3 separate regions of the Homo sapiens genome follow, and all the other regions are linked to region 1. A link is a loop called in an ENCODE intact Hi-C map of the cell type or tissue named here. Cell type or tissue: PC-9. All regions are shown on one strand. Region 1 overlaps CIB4 (calcium and integrin binding family member 4). Region 2 overlaps KCNK3 (potassium two pore domain channel subfamily K member 3). Region 3 has its middle 21 kb from the start of KCNK3.

Region 1 (2,500 bases):
GGAAGTGCATTCACCTAAATAAATTTCTCACCCTCCATGCTCCCTGGACCCCAGCGCCCCAGAAATGAAAATTTCAGGGTTCTTTCTACCTGGGGAGGGTCATACCAACCAGCTAGAGTCTCTGAGGGGTTTCAGAGTCCAAGTTAAACCCCACTGCTGCCTTCTCCTCCTTCACATTTTTATTCCCTGGAAGGGAAAGAGACAGCTTGAGGGGCGCGGGAGGAGGGGGGAGTCCTCTGGCCCTGCCTCTTTTCTCATTCCCCTGAACAGCTTTTCCCTGAATCCTCCACCACATCTCCCTCCCTTCTGGATTTGGCCTCGGCTTTGCTCCCCTCTGTCTTCTTCCTGGTTTCTCCTTCCGAGCCCTTTGTCCGTCCTGCCTCCCAGCCTCACTGTCCTGTCCTAGCTCTTGTCATAGCACTTTGCGTGCGCTTGATTGAGATACTTCCCCACGCTGTCTGGTTCTGAAGAAACATCTGTAAGTGCCTAGGCTGAGTTTCTTGGAGTGCAGTGGCAGCGTCTGCATCATTTTGGGGGGCCCCAGGACTCAGCGCAGTGTCTGTTGCTCAGTACCTCACCCTGATGCATTTGCGGCAAGGACTTGAAGTTCAGACGATGAGCTTTGTGTCTTCATTCCCAAAGGAAGAAGCCACATCATTCGCCCTCCCCCGCGCCTCCCCCCTGCCCTTGGCCTGTTCTCTGAGTAACTGCGGGCTGGCAGGGTCATGGGACTCATGGCGATTCCTCAAACCCCGCCTGCATGGTAGGTGGGAGTGTGATTTTGAAACATTTTCTTGGGAAACAGTTAATTAAATGCTCGATGGAGTCAAAAGTAGCACTGTAGTTGGGCATTTGAATTCAGAATTTGAGTCCTGACCTTCGTTTGGCTAGTTGCTTTCCTTCTTTGGGCTTGAGCTGTTTCCTCTCTTTGTAAAATGAAGTGATAATATCGACCCTGCATTTGCAAAATGAAGTGATAATATCGTCCCTGCCACCTGCCTGCAAGGTCGTCACAGCCTGCACACAGTAGGTGCTCACTTGTTGGGTCTGTGAACTGACTGAATGATGCTGACCCAACACTGCCACCTTCTGGTAGAGATACTCTAGTGCTGAAGGGTGAATCCTGGTTCAGACCCAGAACTAGGAATTCCTCCTAGGCAGTGAGATGAAGGAAGAAGAGCCTTCCCTGAAAGGGCGTCCACTCCCCTGTTCGCAGGTGAGTCCAGCAACTTCATCTACCTGTGGCGTCCAAGTCACCGTGGGTGGTGATAAGCTCTTCCATTTCCTCCGGGCAGCCACTTGCAGGTAGCCCAGGAGCACAGGGTGGAATGGGTTCCACCATCCACCAGCTGATACACTTTCCCCCGGTGACTGACTGCCAACAAGGGGTGAAGGACATTTTTTTTTTTACTTGAACAAACATTAAAAACCTTTCTTTTTTTAAAAAATTCAAGCATTTAATGCTATTAATTTCCATGTATACATTGCTTTCACTGAATACCACAAATTTTCATATGTTATGTTTTCATTTTCACTTAGTTCAAAATAATTTCTAATTATTCATGATTTCTTTGACTTTGAGGGTTTTCAAGAATCTTTTTATTATTGATTTCTAATTTAATTTTGTTGTGTTCAAATAACATTTTCTGTATGCTTTAAATCCTCTTAAATTCATTGAGATTGGTTTTATAACCCTGAATATGGTCTATCTTGGTAAATATTCTAAGTACACTTGGAAAAAAATGTATATTCTGCTGTGTGGGGTGGCGTGTTCTGTAAAATATCAATTGGGTCCCGTTGATTGGTAGTCTTTTTAAGTCTTTCATATCCTTAATGATTTTTAGAGGTCCTACTTGTTCTATCAATCATTGGATGTTAAACTCTCCAACTATAATTGTGAATTTGTCTTCTTGAAAAGGATTCAAAATGAGGGGAAAAACCCTTTATGTTTACTCACCTACTTATGATTTCTAATATTCTTCATTCCTTTGTGCAGAAACAGGCTTCCTTCTGGAATTTTCCTTCTGTCAGAAGGACTTCCTTTTATATTTTTTGTAGCTCTGGTTTACTGCTGATGCATTCACCCAGGTTTTGTTTGTCTGGGGGAAAAAAAGAGTATTTTGTCTTCAGATTGGAAAGGTATTTTTGCTGGGTATAGAAGAGTAGAATAAGAGACTTTTTTCTTTCTCTCAGAGAGTAAAATATATCGCTCCATTGTCTTCTGGCTTGCTTAGTTTCTGATAAGAGACCTAGTGTCATTTTTATCTTTGTTCCTCTCTACCTGTGTGTTTCCTGCCTCTGGAGAAAGATTTTTCTTCTTCTTTTTATTTATATTTTTTAAACAGGGTCTTGCTCTGTCACCCAGGCTGGAGTGCAGTGGCATGATCATAGCTCACTGCAGCTTCGTTCTCCTGAGCTCAAGCAATCTTCTTGCCTCAGCCTCCCAGGTGGCTGGGACTGCAGGCGTGCACCACCATGCCCAGGTAATTTTTTTATTTTT
Region 2 (2,500 bases), 91 kb before region 1:
GGCACTGGAAGGCCTGGCTTCTAGTCAGGGTCATACTCTCAACTCCCTGTGTGAGTGTGGACAAGCCGCTCACCTCTCTGGGTGTTTGGAAGATTGCTAATGTCTCCTTCTCTTATTTTAGGACCTCTGGGATTTTGGGGGTGGCAGGTCACATCTGTACTCTCCTTCTTGAAAAGATGTAAAAAGTATAGGTTTCCTCATGAATCACCTGCTTGAGTTCACAGTCTAAGGGTTCTCAGGCCATGTGGTGGGTGACGGGAGGTGGTGCTCAGCTGAGCACAGGCTGGAAGCTGGGGAAAGAGCGGAACAGAAGGTTTTCTGCCCCAGCCCCATCAGCGAATCAATCACCTGGTCTCTTTGTTGTTGCCTTAGAGCCAAAAAGATTCCCAGGACCTGCAGTGGGAGAATGGGCACCTGCGAGCCCATGGCAGGTGCCCATGGCGGGTGCTGGGCACAGCTGTGACAAGTCGTCTGGTTTGGTCAGGGGCCAGGGTGTGGCAAGCAGCAGGCCTGACTGGAGTGTGCTCGAGCAGGAAGCCCCCTGCTTCTGGGGAGGGCTTTGCTGGGGAAAAGGCAAGCCTTGGCTTCTAGGTGCCCTAGGCTGGAGTGCAATGGTGCGATCTCGGCTCACTGCAGCCTCTGCCTTCTGCGTTCAAGTGATTCTCATGCCTCAGCCTCCTGAGTAGCTGGGACTACAGGCATGAACCACCATGCCTGGCTAATTTTTGTATTTTTAGTAGAGACTGGGTTTTGCCATGTTGTCCGGGCTGGTCTGGACCTCCTGGCCTCAAGCGATCTGTCTACTTCTGCCTCCGCCTCCCAAAGTGCTGGGATTACCGGTGTCAGCCACTGCACCCAGCATGGAATGGGCTCTTGAAATGGAGAAAGAATTCGTGAAAAATTCAGGGCAGGAGAGTCAGAGAGGTCCAATTGAATCTGGGCAAGTGCCATGCTTCCGAGGCCTGAGGCCATGGGGGAGTCATCTACCCTCAGAGCCTCAGGTTCCTCAGCTGAAAAATGGGGGTAATAATGCCTATCTAGAGAGGTTGGTGAGAGAATTAAATAAGGGGGTACAAATGAAGCGTCTAGTATAGAGCCTGCCACAAAGTAAATAATAAATGGTGGTTGCCATTGTTATTGTTGTTGCTGCTGCTGTTGTTAATAAAAATAATAAATAAGTATCCTGAACAAGTAGAAGGAGTAGGGGACTGGGGGTTAGGTTTTTGCTACCCTCTGACTGTGTGATTTCTGTCACCTCTCTGACTCCTTATCTGTCAGAGCAGGGGGTGGTACCAGCTGATCTCCGAAGCCCCTTCCTGCTCTGACAGCCTCTGAGCTATGAATAGATGAGGCTTGGGCCCTGGAGGAGTTTAATGACTCAACAGCTAAAGTGGTTAAGACTTCCTAAGAAATGACTTTCTATTACTGTTGGGTGAACTTAGGGCACCAGCAAAGGAAGGGTTTCCTGGCTGGGAGACCAGGGATAGGGAGCTGGAGGAATCCTTCCAGCCAGTGGAGACGGTGACTAACCAGGTGAATGACTAAGAAAGAACCTGCTGACCTCCAACCAATCAGGGCTGCCCATGAGCACCCTGTGAGCTGGCATCACTAAGCACGGCTTGGCTGTGTCAGGCCTGGCTGGGTCTGAGCTTCATAGCATATGGAGTCAAAGGAAGCAGCCAAAAGACCAGCAGGGAAAGAGCACTGGGCTTGGAGTCAGAAGACCCAGCTTCCCACTCTGACTCTGCTGCTTACCAGCTGGGTGACTGGGGGAGCCGCTTCCCTTCCCTGAGCCTTCACGCCTTCATCCATGCAGCAGAGCTAACAATACCTGCCCAGCAACTTCACCAAGTCATGAAGACTGAGAATCATGACAAGAGATGCAAGTGCATTGTGATCACTAAGGTAGCAAATGATGGGAAGTGCTGTCATTATTCCATCCCAATGGGACACCCGGTATCTCAGAATGAGACTCATTCATGTTTTCAAAGGGGTCAGGTGAACACAGGCTGCTGCCCTTGGGTTTGGGGCCATTATCAGCCTAACTAAGGCCCCTTTCTACCATCTGATCACAGCCCAAATAGGTTTTTCTTAGAGCAGAGCCCCTGTGGACAGCTTCCAGCAAGGTGGCATAGCCACAGTGGAAGGCAACACAAAGCCAGGATGGTCAGGTGGGGCAGGGAGGGAGGGGCCCCCACAGAACCAGGGGGGTGGTCTGATGTTGTCTTTCCTCTTGCCCAGCACTTTATAAATAAATAATCACCAGAACCGCACTCTGTCTGCCTCTCCCCCCATGGCTTTTAGCGTCTCTCTTGGTGAGGACTGCAAGCACTTTGGGAAACGGCAGAGGAAGAGGGAAGGATGCTACCCTTTCATTTCTGCACACCTTAAACCCATCAATAGCATTCTGTGTGTGCTCACAGCCTCTGGGTACTATGCTGGCACTTGGAGCACAGAGACAGGAACTGCAGGACCTGCCCACATGGAGGTTGAGTACAGT
Region 3 (2,500 bases), 66 kb before region 1:
TAGGGGTTGGGAACCGAGGGAGGGGAGCTCCATGGTGGGGCTGGAACAGGAGCTCCGAGATGTTTCTACCGGCCTTCGGCTATAGATCCTTGGGCACAGGGAGGTGGGCTGGGGGCCCCAAGTCCTGCTGGAAGCAGCGTCCTCATAGCAGACAGGCTCCCTGGGTGAGCAGCTCCTCACCACTGGTGAGGCGCCAGGTGCTGTTGCTTACAAAGTGAGTTTCTCTGTTACAAAGCACGGCCACATTCACTGGAGTCACGGAGAAACTGTGTGTGCTGGGCACTCACTCTCTCCCATTTAACAGATGAGAAAACTGAGGCCTCAGGTTAGGAGTGGCTAAGTGGTGCATCCAAGGCTCTCACAGCCAGGAAACAAGGGAGCCAGGCTTCAAACTTGCGCCTTCTGATTTAAAAGTTCAGCCTCTCTCCATGAGCACAGTACACCTCGTTACCCTCAGCAGAGAGAAGAGCAGGGACCACTGAGCTTCCAGGCAGTCAGGCTTGGGTTTCAATCCTGACTCTGCTAGTATTGACTGTGAATTTGGACATGTTTCTCAATCTGCTTTCTTATCAATAAAGTGGATACAGTCAGTGATGCACTGGAGCTGACTCTTCCACTCCAGAAAGTCAATTGTATGCATTTCTCCCCAGCTCTGCATTAAGTAACATGAGGCCGCTTAGCTTGGAAAGGGCTAAAGTGGAAGCATTGACACCACAGAAATGGGCAAACACTACAAATCGGGACCTTCCTCCCCGGCGGGCTGGCTGCTAAGCATTTCCCTGCACAACCCTGGGGATAGTTCTTACCTCCAGGTCTCAGTAATGAGCTTAGATAAAGTGTGTAAGGTTCTCACCACAATGCCCCGATTCAGCAGATGCTCACAAATGATTAATAAGAGTAAACATTTTACATTTTCTGCAGCTTTATCATCTTTTATTCCTTTATTCACTTAGGAAAGTAATTTGGGCAAGAATGACTTTTCTTCATCCTGTAGATGAGGACGATGAAGCTCTGAGGGGCACAGAGGTACTAAGTGGGGCCCAAGTCTGAACCAGGATCTTTGTACTCTTCACCTTAGACTCTGTCCACAGCCCTCAGCTGCCCTCTCACAGGCCAGGCAATTTAGAGTCTCAGAAATAAGAGCATCCCAATGCCAGGAAGAATGTTACAGATCACCTGTCAGTGACGCAAGCCCCTCATGTGACCAACAAGGAAACTGTTGCCCAGAGAGGGGAATGGACAAGCCCAAGGTCACTCAGCCAGCTATGGCCAAGCTGGACTTTGGATCCCAGATCTCTGGATTCCCCATCTGCATCTCTCTCACTGGATCAAACTGCCTTTAGACCCGTGCACTGGGGTGGGACTGTCCTATTTGCAGGGCATGGCTGCTGCCCAGTGGGAGGGGATAGGATGGCTACTGGGGCAACCACCGCTTGTCCACCCTGAGGAGAGAAGGTATAAAAATAACGCTACCTGCTCTTCCAGTTCATCAAGTTATATGAAACTGTCTTGGGCATGCCAAAGCATTTGTAAATGTAAGTCACTGACATTTTGTCAACCAGCAAACCCTGAAGAGCTAGATCTTCCTACAGGCTCATCCATGGGCCTCTGTGGGCAACAGAGCACTGGGATTCATGGGCCGGGGCTGAATCCAGCTCCAGAATCCCCATGACCCTGCTCATCTTCCTCTCTCCCTCTCTCCCTCCCTCCCTCCCCTGCCTTCCCTTCTTCTCTCCTTCCTTCCCTCCTCCCTTCCCTCCTTCCTTCCTTCCTTCCTTCCTTCCTCCCTCCTTCCCTCCCTCCCTCAGGTTAGGAGTGGCTAAGTGGTGCATCCAAGGCTCTCACAGCCAGGAAGCAAGGGAACCAGGCTTCAAACCTGCGCCTTCTGATTTAAAAGTTCAGCCTCTCCCCATGAGCACAGGCAGCCCCCCGTTACCCTCAGCAGAGACAAGAGCAAGGGCTACTGAGCTTCTAGGAAGAAGCTTCTAGCTCCTTCCTTCCTTCCTTCCTTCCTTCCTTCCTTCCTTCCTTCCTTCCTTCCTTCCTTCCTTCCCTCCCTCCCTTCCTCTCTCCCTCTCTCCCTCCTTCCCTCCTTTCTTCCTTCCTCCTTCCTTCCCTTCTCCCACCTTCTCTAGAGACCCATCCTTGGGCTACTGGAGCCTGCTTTCCCTGCAGGCACCAGAACAGCCTGGAAATTTACATCCCTGGGTGCCCTCTAACCAGTGACTAAGGATGTGGGGGTGTGGAAGGCTGGGACCATGCCAGTGTTTCCTGTGAGATCAGGCTGAAGCCTCCTCTTGGGGCTCGACTTCAGGCCGAATGCCTAGTGGGCCTCCTCACTCCCCCTGCCCTTCCTCCCCAGTCCCTTACCAGCGGCCCCTGTGAGCACTTCCTAAGCAAATCCTCATCTCAGGGGCTGCTTCTGGGGAGCCCAACCTGAGACACCCACTTTACTGTTTTGCAATCACTTACCACTACTTGACATGATGCTATACTTTCA

Evidence for each region. A loop is a pair of places that touch in the nucleus more often than their neighbours do. Peaks named below come from ENCODE experiments on the same cell type or tissue, not always from the same donor. Only the 100,000 strongest peaks of a DNase experiment are listed, where the experiment ranks them.
Region 2: it touches region 1 in a loop (3-fold over the local background); 9 of 110 quality-filtered maps call a loop at or near these places.
Region 3: a loop joins it to region 1, with 6 times the contacts of the local background. A loop is called at or near these places in 8 of 110 quality-filtered maps.

What each region holds. Positions count from the first base shown.
Region 1 is chr2:26,604,218-26,606,717 of GRCh38, reverse strand. The region is part of intron 3 of CIB4 (calcium and integrin binding family member 4); the gene reads left to right. Among named protein-coding and RNA genes, the nearest start is that of CIB4, 36 kb to the left of the region's middle. In PC-9, a CTCF peak has its summit at 1,045 (motif pointing left); a DNase peak (open chromatin) is centred at 1,107; H3K27ac peaks cover 450 bases.
Region 2 is chr2:26,695,578-26,698,077 of GRCh38, reverse strand. All of the region lies in intron 1 of KCNK3 (potassium two pore domain channel subfamily K member 3), which reads right to left. Among named protein-coding and RNA genes, the nearest start is that of KCNK3, 4.1 kb to the right of the region's middle. RefSeq lists an enhancer at 520-1,021. In PC-9, no CTCF peak of the experiment used is centred here; a DNase peak (open chromatin) is centred at 1,497; H3K27ac peaks cover 1,530 bases.
Region 3 is chr2:26,670,127-26,672,626 of GRCh38, reverse strand. No RefSeq gene overlaps it. Among named protein-coding and RNA genes, the nearest start is that of KCNK3, 21 kb to the left of the region's middle. RefSeq lists silencers at 1-226, 480-669 and an enhancer at 2,309-2,500. In PC-9, no CTCF peak of the experiment used is centred here; a DNase peak (open chromatin) is centred at 1,476.